2 separate regions of the Homo sapiens genome follow, and region 1 is linked to region 2. Evidence: read pairs that join two places in POLR2A ChIA-PET (ENCODE). Cell type or tissue: A673. All regions are shown on one strand.

Evidence for each region. Peaks named below come from ENCODE experiments on the same cell type or tissue, not always from the same donor. Only the 100,000 strongest peaks of a DNase experiment are listed, where the experiment ranks them.
Region 1: POLR2A ChIA-PET joins it to region 2 with 6 read pairs; 2 of 35 experiments call an interaction of 5 or more read pairs at or near these places.

The regions. Positions count from the first base shown.
Region 1 is chr3:174,087,384-174,092,383 of GRCh38, reverse strand. All of the region lies in intron 4 of NLGN1 (neuroligin 1), which reads right to left. Among named protein-coding and RNA genes, the nearest start is that of NLGN1-AS1, 170 kb to the right of the region's middle. In A673, a CTCF peak has its summit at 1,354; DNase peaks (open chromatin) are centred at 2,613 and 4,033; H3K27me3 peaks cover 792 bases.
Region 2 is chr3:173,930,552-173,935,551 of GRCh38, reverse strand. All of the region lies in intron 4 of NLGN1 (neuroligin 1), which reads right to left. Among named protein-coding and RNA genes, the nearest start is that of NLGN1-AS1, 12 kb to the right of the region's middle. In A673, no CTCF peak of the experiment used is centred here; a DNase peak (open chromatin) is centred at 2,721.

The sequences.
Region 1 (5,000 bases), 160 kb before region 2:
TTGTTAAAATGACTCCCAATCTTATGCCTATACCTACAGTACCTGTTCCCCATTTTTGGTGAAATTATTCTTTATTTTCTATCATACTTGGATATTTTCCTCTACATGTCTTCTTTCCCCTGGTTTAGCTTATGTGTCTCTCCCCAGCTCATAATTTCCTCCTTCCATTCACCAGTTCAGTACCGTCTTACAAGCTCTGAAGAGTCATCTGTTTCTGGTGCCTTCTCAGTGCAACTCCATTTTATAGCACATATTCATGGGCTAAGAGGAATGCTTTGCACAAACATATTCCTTTTATTTATCTCTTCATACATATTTATATTCTATGCACTTTTATTTGTAATAGTAATTTGGACATATTTATCTTTATATGTTGAAAGATTATAAGCTGGGAGAGGGTCAGAGATTTATTTTTAAAATTCATTTACTCCAAAACTTCCTTAGTACAGTACTCTTAAAATAGATTTGATTGATTGCTCTTCCCTTTGGGACTTGGCCATGTTTGGGGAGGCTTATAACAGTAGTAAAATAATCAAAGCCTACATGGCAGGAAGAGGCAGCGGAGCCACTAATTAGTAATTAATGAATTAGAAATTATCTTTTAAACATAACCATTTATTTAACTTGTAACTAGGTAGGATTTAAGTTTTACAGTATCTTAAATGCAAAAATAAAATACCCTAAACTTTATATATTACTTTTATAAAACCAGTCACTGTAACAAAAATATGTATTTGGTTCCTGAGAAGGAAAATAAATGATTCATCAACCTATGTTTAAAAACAGTATTTTTGGATTAAAAATCATGGTAGCTGCAGCATGACCTCTTCGTTAATTTGTTGTGAATGAACAAACAATAGTTCTGGATCTATTTTGGAAGCAGCATGGTCCCTGACTAAATACTATAGTACATTAGTTAAAGAAAATATTTGTGCCACAGGCAAAGTTTGAAGGCAAGCCTATTATTAATTTGAGTTTTTCTTTTAAGTAACTGAAAGGCATTTGTTTTCAACAGGTGTTAAGTCAGCATAAATCACTTAGAGAAATTTTTAAAAACTCAGAGTAGAATGCATTCTATAATTTTTGAATAAATATAGAAACCGCCTGATGGTTATAAGAGAAAGCTATAAACACAAATAGCTGTTTTAAAAGGTTTCACTGGAGATGACCAATGTTGAAGCCCTTGAATCATTCGTCAGACTGATTAGAGATTAACTCAAATTTCATCTTGATTTTACAACTCCAGGTTAATTTTCTTCAGGCACCTGGTCATCTAAAATCAATCACTGCCCTGGGAAGGTCAGAGCTGTCTGAAAAAGAGAAATCCTGCCTCCTGGCTGCAGCACTGTACTTCTTCAGCTGCAAGAACTGATGGTCTAGCAATGCATCAATGTCACAATGTTATTTACAATTGTTAAAATCCAGTGGGGATGGCAAGTATCTTTGAAGGCAAAAATTACTACTCTTAGTTTAGAAGGAATAAGAATCCCCTGGATGTGCCAGAATGAAGCCTGACGCCAGCATTTCTAAGAATCTCCCTGATGATGTTTATACTGCTGGTCTGAGAACCACACTTCGAGTAGCAAGGGGCTGAATCATCTGTGGCTTTCTGGAAGATTGCCATAACATTCTGAAAAAAAAAAAAATCATTGTTTTCTTAAATTTCACCTTCCGTCACGTACAAATATTGCCATTTCTCTTGGGGTTTTGATCTTTATGTGTCTCTATATTCAACCTGAGTTTTACTGGTTTGGTTAGACAATTCCTTTCAATTTGGTTCTCAAATGACCAACCTTCTCAGTGTATGAACTTGTCCAAGCATTCTTTCTCCCTTGAAATATCTTTGCGGGTGGGACTTTCTGGAGCAATAAACAATTACTGTCTTAGTCTCTTTTTCTTTTTTCTTTTTTTGAGACAGAGTCTCGCTCTGTCCCCCAGGCTAGAGTGCAGTGGTGCGATCTCAGCTCACTGCAAACTCCACCTCCCAGGTTCAAGCGACTCTCCTGCCTCAGCACCCCAAGTATGTGGGATTACAGGCACCTGCCACCACGCCAGGCTATTTTTTTTGTATTTTTAATAGAGACGAGATTTCATCATGTTGGCCAGGCTGGTTTTGAACTCTTGACCTCAAGTGATCTGCCCGCCTCAGCTTTCCAAAGTGCAAGGATTACAGGTGTGAGCCACCTCGCCCGGACCTTAGTCTCTTTTTCTTTCTTTTTTCTATTTAAAATTCTAACACAAAATAATTTACATTAGGTAAACAGAACACTTTGCTGGTTCACATACAGAAAAAGTGATTACATTTTTTAATAAGGCAGTTCAATAAATAAAGGCTTGCTTTTCATTAAGATAAATTTCATTATAGAACTGCCTTTTGGCTGATAAAGAGTTAATGAGTTAAAATAAACTGATAACTCTAGATATAGTGATTGTACCACCACTAAAACCTACGTCTGCCAAATAATATGTTAAAAGAAAAAAAAAAAAAGCCTGTTTATGCAGTCCCCAAGGCAAATATTATAGAGCTTACTCTGCCCTCTGAATGCATTTGTGAATTTGCCATAGAAATTCTGGATGCCATCAGTGAGAGAATTACTTCTTGAACTTAATTGGATTAAGTGGATCTGCAGCACACTCCACATGAATACTGTAAAGCTCTCTCGAATGATTTATTGGCAGTCTCACCCTTCATAATAAGAATAGAAGTCTTGCTGAAGGATTGTTTGAGTTAATATATATTAACTACTTTAAAAATTTTTAAAGTAGAGGTCCCTTTTACTGTAAGGGCATATAAACACAAAAAGTAAGAAATATTTTCAGGTACTCTGAAAATTCATTATGCTTCTAAAATTGTGTGTTCCTTTAAGCTAAGGAAAGTGTGAATGCAAACTTTTCTTGTATCCTCTCTTATTTCAAGGAAGGCTGCTGTTTTTGTGGACTCTAGGTTTTATGTCCTCAAACCTGAAGCAGAGACCACAATTTCATGATTTTCTGCTCAAGTTTTAGTGGAAGGAAGGAAAGCAGTAATAAAGAACAGGCTAGCGGAAGAACCACGTACTGAGAATGGCTAGATAAGTTTCCAGAGAAAATATTTTAAGCAGATAGTACCCAAGACAGGTTATATGTTTATTTATGGGAAAAACTTCCATATCTTCTATTATGCTCTGAAGTGAATGAATGCTGATCACGCTCCCGTCCCTAGAACTGTATGCATTTAAATTAAAAATATAGAAAGTACAATATACACTGAGTTGGGATCTATTGACTGTGTCAGTAATAGCACTGTTTTCATTTTTCCTTTTGTAATAGAAGCCATTGTGTGTGTTCAGGATGGATTCTTAGTGTTTATTAATCTCAGAAGTGAGAGCATTTAGGATTTTAAAAGCTATTGATTTTTAAAAAGAGATCGGAGTTTTTATATTCTATGGTATCCCCAACTTCTATTTCAAACCTGTCATAAAATAGGTACTCTGCAGAGACCAACACTTGGTGTGATGAATTTCAGGCACCTTCTTTACTGTGTCTTGAAATATTTGGATCCTTGTTGATTTTTAAGAAGTAAAAAATAATCTAGTTTTATTTATTTATTTATTTATTTATTTATTTATTTATTTATTTATTTATTTTTATTGAGATGGAGTCTCGCTCTATTGCCCAGGCTGGAGTGCAGTGGCGCGATCTCGGCTCACTGCAAGCTCCGCCTCCCGAGTTCACACCATTCTCCTGCCTCAGCCTCCCGAGTAGCTGGGACTACAGGCACCTGCCACCGCGCCCGGCTAATTTTTGTATTTTTAGTAGAGACGGGGTTTCACTGTTAGCCAGGATGGTCTCAATCTCCCGACCTCGTGATCCGCCTGCCTCAGCCTCCCAAAGTGCTGGGATTACAGGCGTGAGTCACCGTGCCCAGCCAAAATAATTTAGTTTTAATTAATGATTTTTAAAAATCCTATTCTCTCTCTTTTCTTTTGACAGTTTGATAAACAACGCCCTCAATTGCGGCAATAAAGGCAGTAAAATGGGAACTTGTAACATGTCCTTCATTTGAATGTTCTCCAAAGGCCTCCTACGTAATCTCTATTTCCTGTTCTAGTCTCCTTTTTATTGTCACTTGCTTCTGAACCTTATTGCCTTCTCTCGTAAAGTATCTGAACCTTTGCTAGCCTCTGATATTAATTGCTTACCTTTTGCAAATTAATCATTCACTTATGTTACTAATGTCAATACAAAATAAGTTTTGAAGCAAAATGAATGTTTTTTATTATTATTCTATGATATTACTTTATTTTATATCTTGGCATTTGAGGAAAAAACAAAATGTAATATTAGCATATATACGCTATACATACACATATATAATAGCATATATGCCATGCAGCAAAACCTATTAACACTTTGCTTGCATTCATAATGATTTAAAAGTCTCTGCCCTGAGCAGCAAATGATGCCATATTGCAGGAATACAAAGCAAAAGGCAAACAAAAAATACTTCTTAAAATGGAGAACTCATTTGCTTTCTTTCCCTGATACATAATTGGGACTAAGAGAAATTAAACACATGACTGACTGCATTTCTTATTCATAATTAATTATTCAAAAGGGAAATTCATTGAGTGATGGATCCTTACGATCAATTATGAAGTGTCAAATAATTATGTGGGCAAATATAAACATACTAAAATTCATTTTGTAGTGACCACAGGTATAGTTGTGGCATAGAACTTTACATTATATCTAAAGGCCAGGATACACAGTCATGAAAAAATGCAGAGAATGTGTGTATGCAAAGATCTGAAACCCAGGTCTGGGTTTGGATTTAGGGGTGAGAGTACGGGACGTATTTGGTAGTTACTTAATACTTTGGAAAATTATGCAGGTATGTGTTTTTCTTTCGTGGTATAATTGTGGCTTAAAATAATAAAAGCACTTTTCATAAAACCTTTTTCTGAGATACCAGCAGAATACGCATGCATTGGCAGCTTTGTAATTTTACACTTAACTAC
Region 2 (5,000 bases):
CTTCAAGATTCTAGAAGTTGGCTAACTTTGTGGAAGAGTGTCATTACTGGATTTTTTGTTTCTCCTGGGCTCCAATAAAACCAGTATCTACTGACATGCAGGGCAGTAAAAAAAAGTCCATATTTTCATGCTGGACTACATAAAAGGAAAGTTTTAGATTAGACTTTATTAATTCTCATTACAAGATTTTAACCAAGAATTGTACCTTTCATTCACTAAGCTGCCGCTAAACTTCATCTCTGATATTTTTAGCTGTATAACCTTAGGCAGGTCCCTTAACCTTTATAACCCCCAGATAGTTTAACTGTAAATTAACTGACGTGGGCAAAATTGTGATAGGCTTTGCTTGCTAAAAAACCAGGTTGGATTTGATGCAAAATGATGAGGGCCTGAACTAAGGCAGTGGGAATAATAAGGAAGAGAAAGATTCCAGAACTCCCAGAAGATGGGAACATAGCACAGAATTTAAGAGCAATGATTGGTCTGAAAAAGCAGCTTTGCTTGTAAATAATGGAGTGGTCTGGGACAGACATTGTAACCATTAAGACTTACTTTCCTCATCTGTATAATGGAAATAATAATACCTACCTCACAAGGTTGCAATAAATTTTTGAAACAAAATACTAGGATAGAGACTCTTTTATTAAGAAATTTGCCACAGGCATACATAATATATTATGTCTTTAAAGAGATATTATCGGGTTTTTAAATCAGCTGCATCAGATATTTAAATAGTGACATGTGAGTGACAAAGGTATGGCCTCAACTTGCCTTGTGATTTAATTCTTACCTAAAGGCTAATTTTGTGATAAAGATGGATTCATCAAGAGGTTTTCTGAGAAAATACTTTGAGAATACTCATAAAAGAAAATAACAAACTGCTTCTTATTTACAGAATACGGTTTTTCAGGGTGTAAAAGATCAGGGGAAGATAAAGTGTGAAATGTGACCTCTGTCTTGAGAAAAGGCCAGAAAGCTAAGAAGCCCAATGATAAGTGTATATTTACTCAAAGTAATTCTTATCCTCCATATAAAAAGTCACCATTTGAGTTTTATCCTAATATTAATGTAACCTGTGGTTTGCATGCAGTCAATAAAAATATTTGCTGATAATTCAAATGCAAATGTTTACTATTGACGTCATTATTCACTTTTTCTTGCAACCGCTTCATAAAACAAAATGAAATAAACAAGTTAGATATCAATTATTTTATTATTATAACATAATAATGGTTTATTATTAAATAATATTAGTATAATATTAAAACTACTACTAATATTAATACTATATAGTATTATATACTATAATAGTACATTATTATTATTATTGTAACTTAGATATTCGTGTTTTTTTACCTGCCACAGAATGCAAAACACCCCAACTTTTTTAATGATTCTGGAAAATTGTTAGATGTTATTTAAAGTTCATTTACATGTAGTTATTTTATTGCACATATGGTTTTTCTCTAATGATATTATACAGTTTTGCAAAGCAATACAGTGTCTTTTGCACCTCTCCTAATACTAATAGCACTGTGTATCATTTAGGTGTTGAAACATTTCTCCTTCAATGAGAGGAATATTTCTTTATTATTATTTAATAGAACATCCTTATTCACTTATAATATATATTAATACAAAGGACTGTGATCTGACAGATATCTTAAGAAAAAAATTACCCAAACCAAACTGAACCTTTGAGGTTGAGAGATACATGTGAGATTAACATTTATGAAGTACATTGAGAATTTGCTTGATGTTATTCAGAACAAAGAAATAACCTAGTCACTGCCTAATGGGATTTGTGTCTAAATTAGGGGAAAGTAAATAAAATATCAGAAGAAAGCTCAGTTGATTTATCTGATAGTCATTATCATTTCATCATATGTTTCTGAAAGAGGAAATAGAAAAGACCAGAAGGAAGAACTATGTCAAATCTGACTCCTCTCAAAATCCTTGGGGTCTTCCCAAGTACCAGGGATCTGAATAACTTGCCATTTGCGGCAAGCTAAATAAACTGTGTCTCAGATACCTGCTATCTTTAATTGTCAACCAAGATAGATACCCCTCTGGCCATTTTTCTTACACTTTTATTACACTCTCTCTAGAATCCCCATCTGTAGTCATCAAACTCCCTTAATCCACAGATCCTTTGAAGTTCTGGCCTTGACTGAAATGGTTCTTATTGTAAAGTCTCCCACTAGTGGAGGCTCATATTTATCTTTTGAAGATCTAGTGGTGGGAATCAGCCCTTCTCTCCACAATGAGGCTTTGTAATCATTACTTTTCTACCTCCTCTCTCCTGCCATTCTCTGAGCTTCTAGTGTTTCACCGGAGGTGCCCTTCTGAATAGTTTGTTTGCCTTCTTATCTCTTTCATATTGACACCTATTTTTCCCATTCAATTACTTAATGACTCTCAAAATAACATTTTTCACACTTCACTGAGGCCTCTCCTACTTTCTCTTAAGGTTTTCTGAGCTTTTCTGTTGCCTGTCTCAGAGTTTGCTTGTTTAGGACTTCTTGTGATTCTTTGAGTATCTTCCAATAAATCCCATCCTTACCCACCACCCCATTACCTTTATACATAAATTAATATTTCTTAATTTCAGATGGCTTATGCCAAAAGAACTGTGGCAGATATTCTTACACTTACACATGAGCTAAGCTATAATACAGCACCTCCTGGGGCAGCCAGTGTCTGGGATGAGTCACATCTAACTGACTCTTCATATATGCAAATCAGCTATTCCCTGGCACTCAGCAAGTCACCCAGCCAAACAGCCTTCAAGAGGGCTGAACACTTTAATTCTCTTTAGCCTCTAAGAAATTTGATGAAACCATCACTCTCATCAAGATTAGCAAAGAAAGAACATTTTAGTCATTCCACAAAGAATCTGGTTACACACCCTAACTTCTCAGTCACTGTAGGTGCTGTTACTATCTGAACAATTCTCCTGAGCAATAGTATTAAAGCTAATTTCTTTCTTTCTATTCTCCAGATTTAATTTGCAGACAAATCCTACCACACTTTTTTTTTTTTTTTAAATAATGTGCACCTCCTTTCTCTCTCATAGACAGATGTCCTAGTTAAGTACTGGTTTGTTTTCTGCTTACACACAACTCATTGCTCTTCAGCATCCTTGAATTAATCATATCAGAACATTTCCCTATATAACTCAAGCTTAGTGATAACACGATATGAAAGAGGAGTTATAGATTAATTTATTTCTTATGAAGCAACTTAAGGAAAAAACTGAAAACTAAACTATTGCCACAATGACACAAGACAATTTGAAACAGTACCATTTTTAACTTGATCACAGTGGAAACAGGACAACTGATTACAAATAACTGAAAAAAATAACCAAATAGCTCATTTAAGATTGATCCTGTGTACCCACATGCTCACCTAGACACAAATGCATTGAAAGAAGAAAACAGAACAAATAAAATAACTCTTATCTTTCAGTAATGGAAACCCAATCCTTCCATTTGCTCTGGAAAACAAAACAAAACAAAACAAAACAAAACAGAAAAAAAATTAAAACAAAACAAAACAGAAAAACACCTTAAAGTCATCTTAATTCTGCTTTTTTCTGACGCATCTCTCATCCAAACTGTGAAAAGATTATTTTGGCTGTACCTTCCAAGATAATTTATACTCTCAGTGCTTCTTACTACTCTTAATGCTACTACCCCTTCCCAATTCACCATTTTCTCTCACTTGGATTATTACAATAGTCTCTTAACTGGTCACCTAACTCCACACAGAAGCCAGAATGATGCAGTTAAATATAGGTCAAATCTTTTCACATTTCCTCTCAAAACTCTCTAGTGATTTCCTTCCTTCTACCCAGGCAAGGTAAAATTCTTCAATGATCTAACAGAATTTGGCTTCCTACTCTCTGACTCTATTTCTACTCACTCTTTCTCTCATTCACTTTTCAATCCCTCAGTTATTGCTGTTCCTTCAATATCCAGGACACACTTCTGCCACAGGGCCTTTGCAATTACGATTTCTTCTGCCTGGAATGCTCTTTCCTAGATAGCCACAAGACTTAACTTTCTAGCTTACTTCAAAACCTGTCTTTAAATGATCTTTCCTCATTGAAGCCTTCCATGACCAATCTATTTGAAAATAGGGACCCAAGCCCCCTCCACCCTGTAACCCTCCATGTTCCTTATGCTACTATGCCACCTCTATGCTTTGTTTTTTCTTCAAAGCACTTCTCACCCACTAACATTTTAATTTTTATATATTTATGATGTTAGCTTCTTATTGACTTCCCCTGAATAGGACATAGGCTCCATGAAGGTGGAGCCTCTCATTTTGTTTTGTTTATTGGTTCCTCCAGAGCCCCTAGAGTGATGCTTGGAAAATCATAGGTTTTCATTCAAAATTTATTGACTGAGTTTCTAATAGAAGCAATGAATGTAAAAATGTCAATATAACTAAGCAATCATAGAGATTGAGATTAGGCTCCATAAATGTACTGAAATGAATACTAGCAAATTACAATAATGGATAGTTTCATGGTGCTTTATAGTTTACAAAATACTTCTAAATATACACACACTCTCTTTTCTTAAAAAGACTGTGAGTGAGGAGGTAGTACTATTTTCTCTTTATAGGTAAGAAACAACATCAGAGAGCTTAGTGACTTACTGGAGGCCACACAGATTTTAAACAGGCCACCCTGACTTCTTGAACAATTCTATCTCCTGGAGACTGTATTTCATTACCTACTCCAAGAGAACTCTCTAGACCTTCAAATCTCCTCCCTAATTCACATAATTATAGGGTGTTTAAAAGACACTGTGTTCTCTTTTATTATGAAGACTGGACTTCCGAAGCACCAGGATGAATATGACAATTGAATTAACACTTCATTTTCTTAATTCGTATTTTGGGGTACAAAAGACATCCTCTAAACTCTATCCTTCTTTCTTAGATTATCTCAGTCTATCCTGGTTTCTTAGCTAGGGTGAAATAGCTTT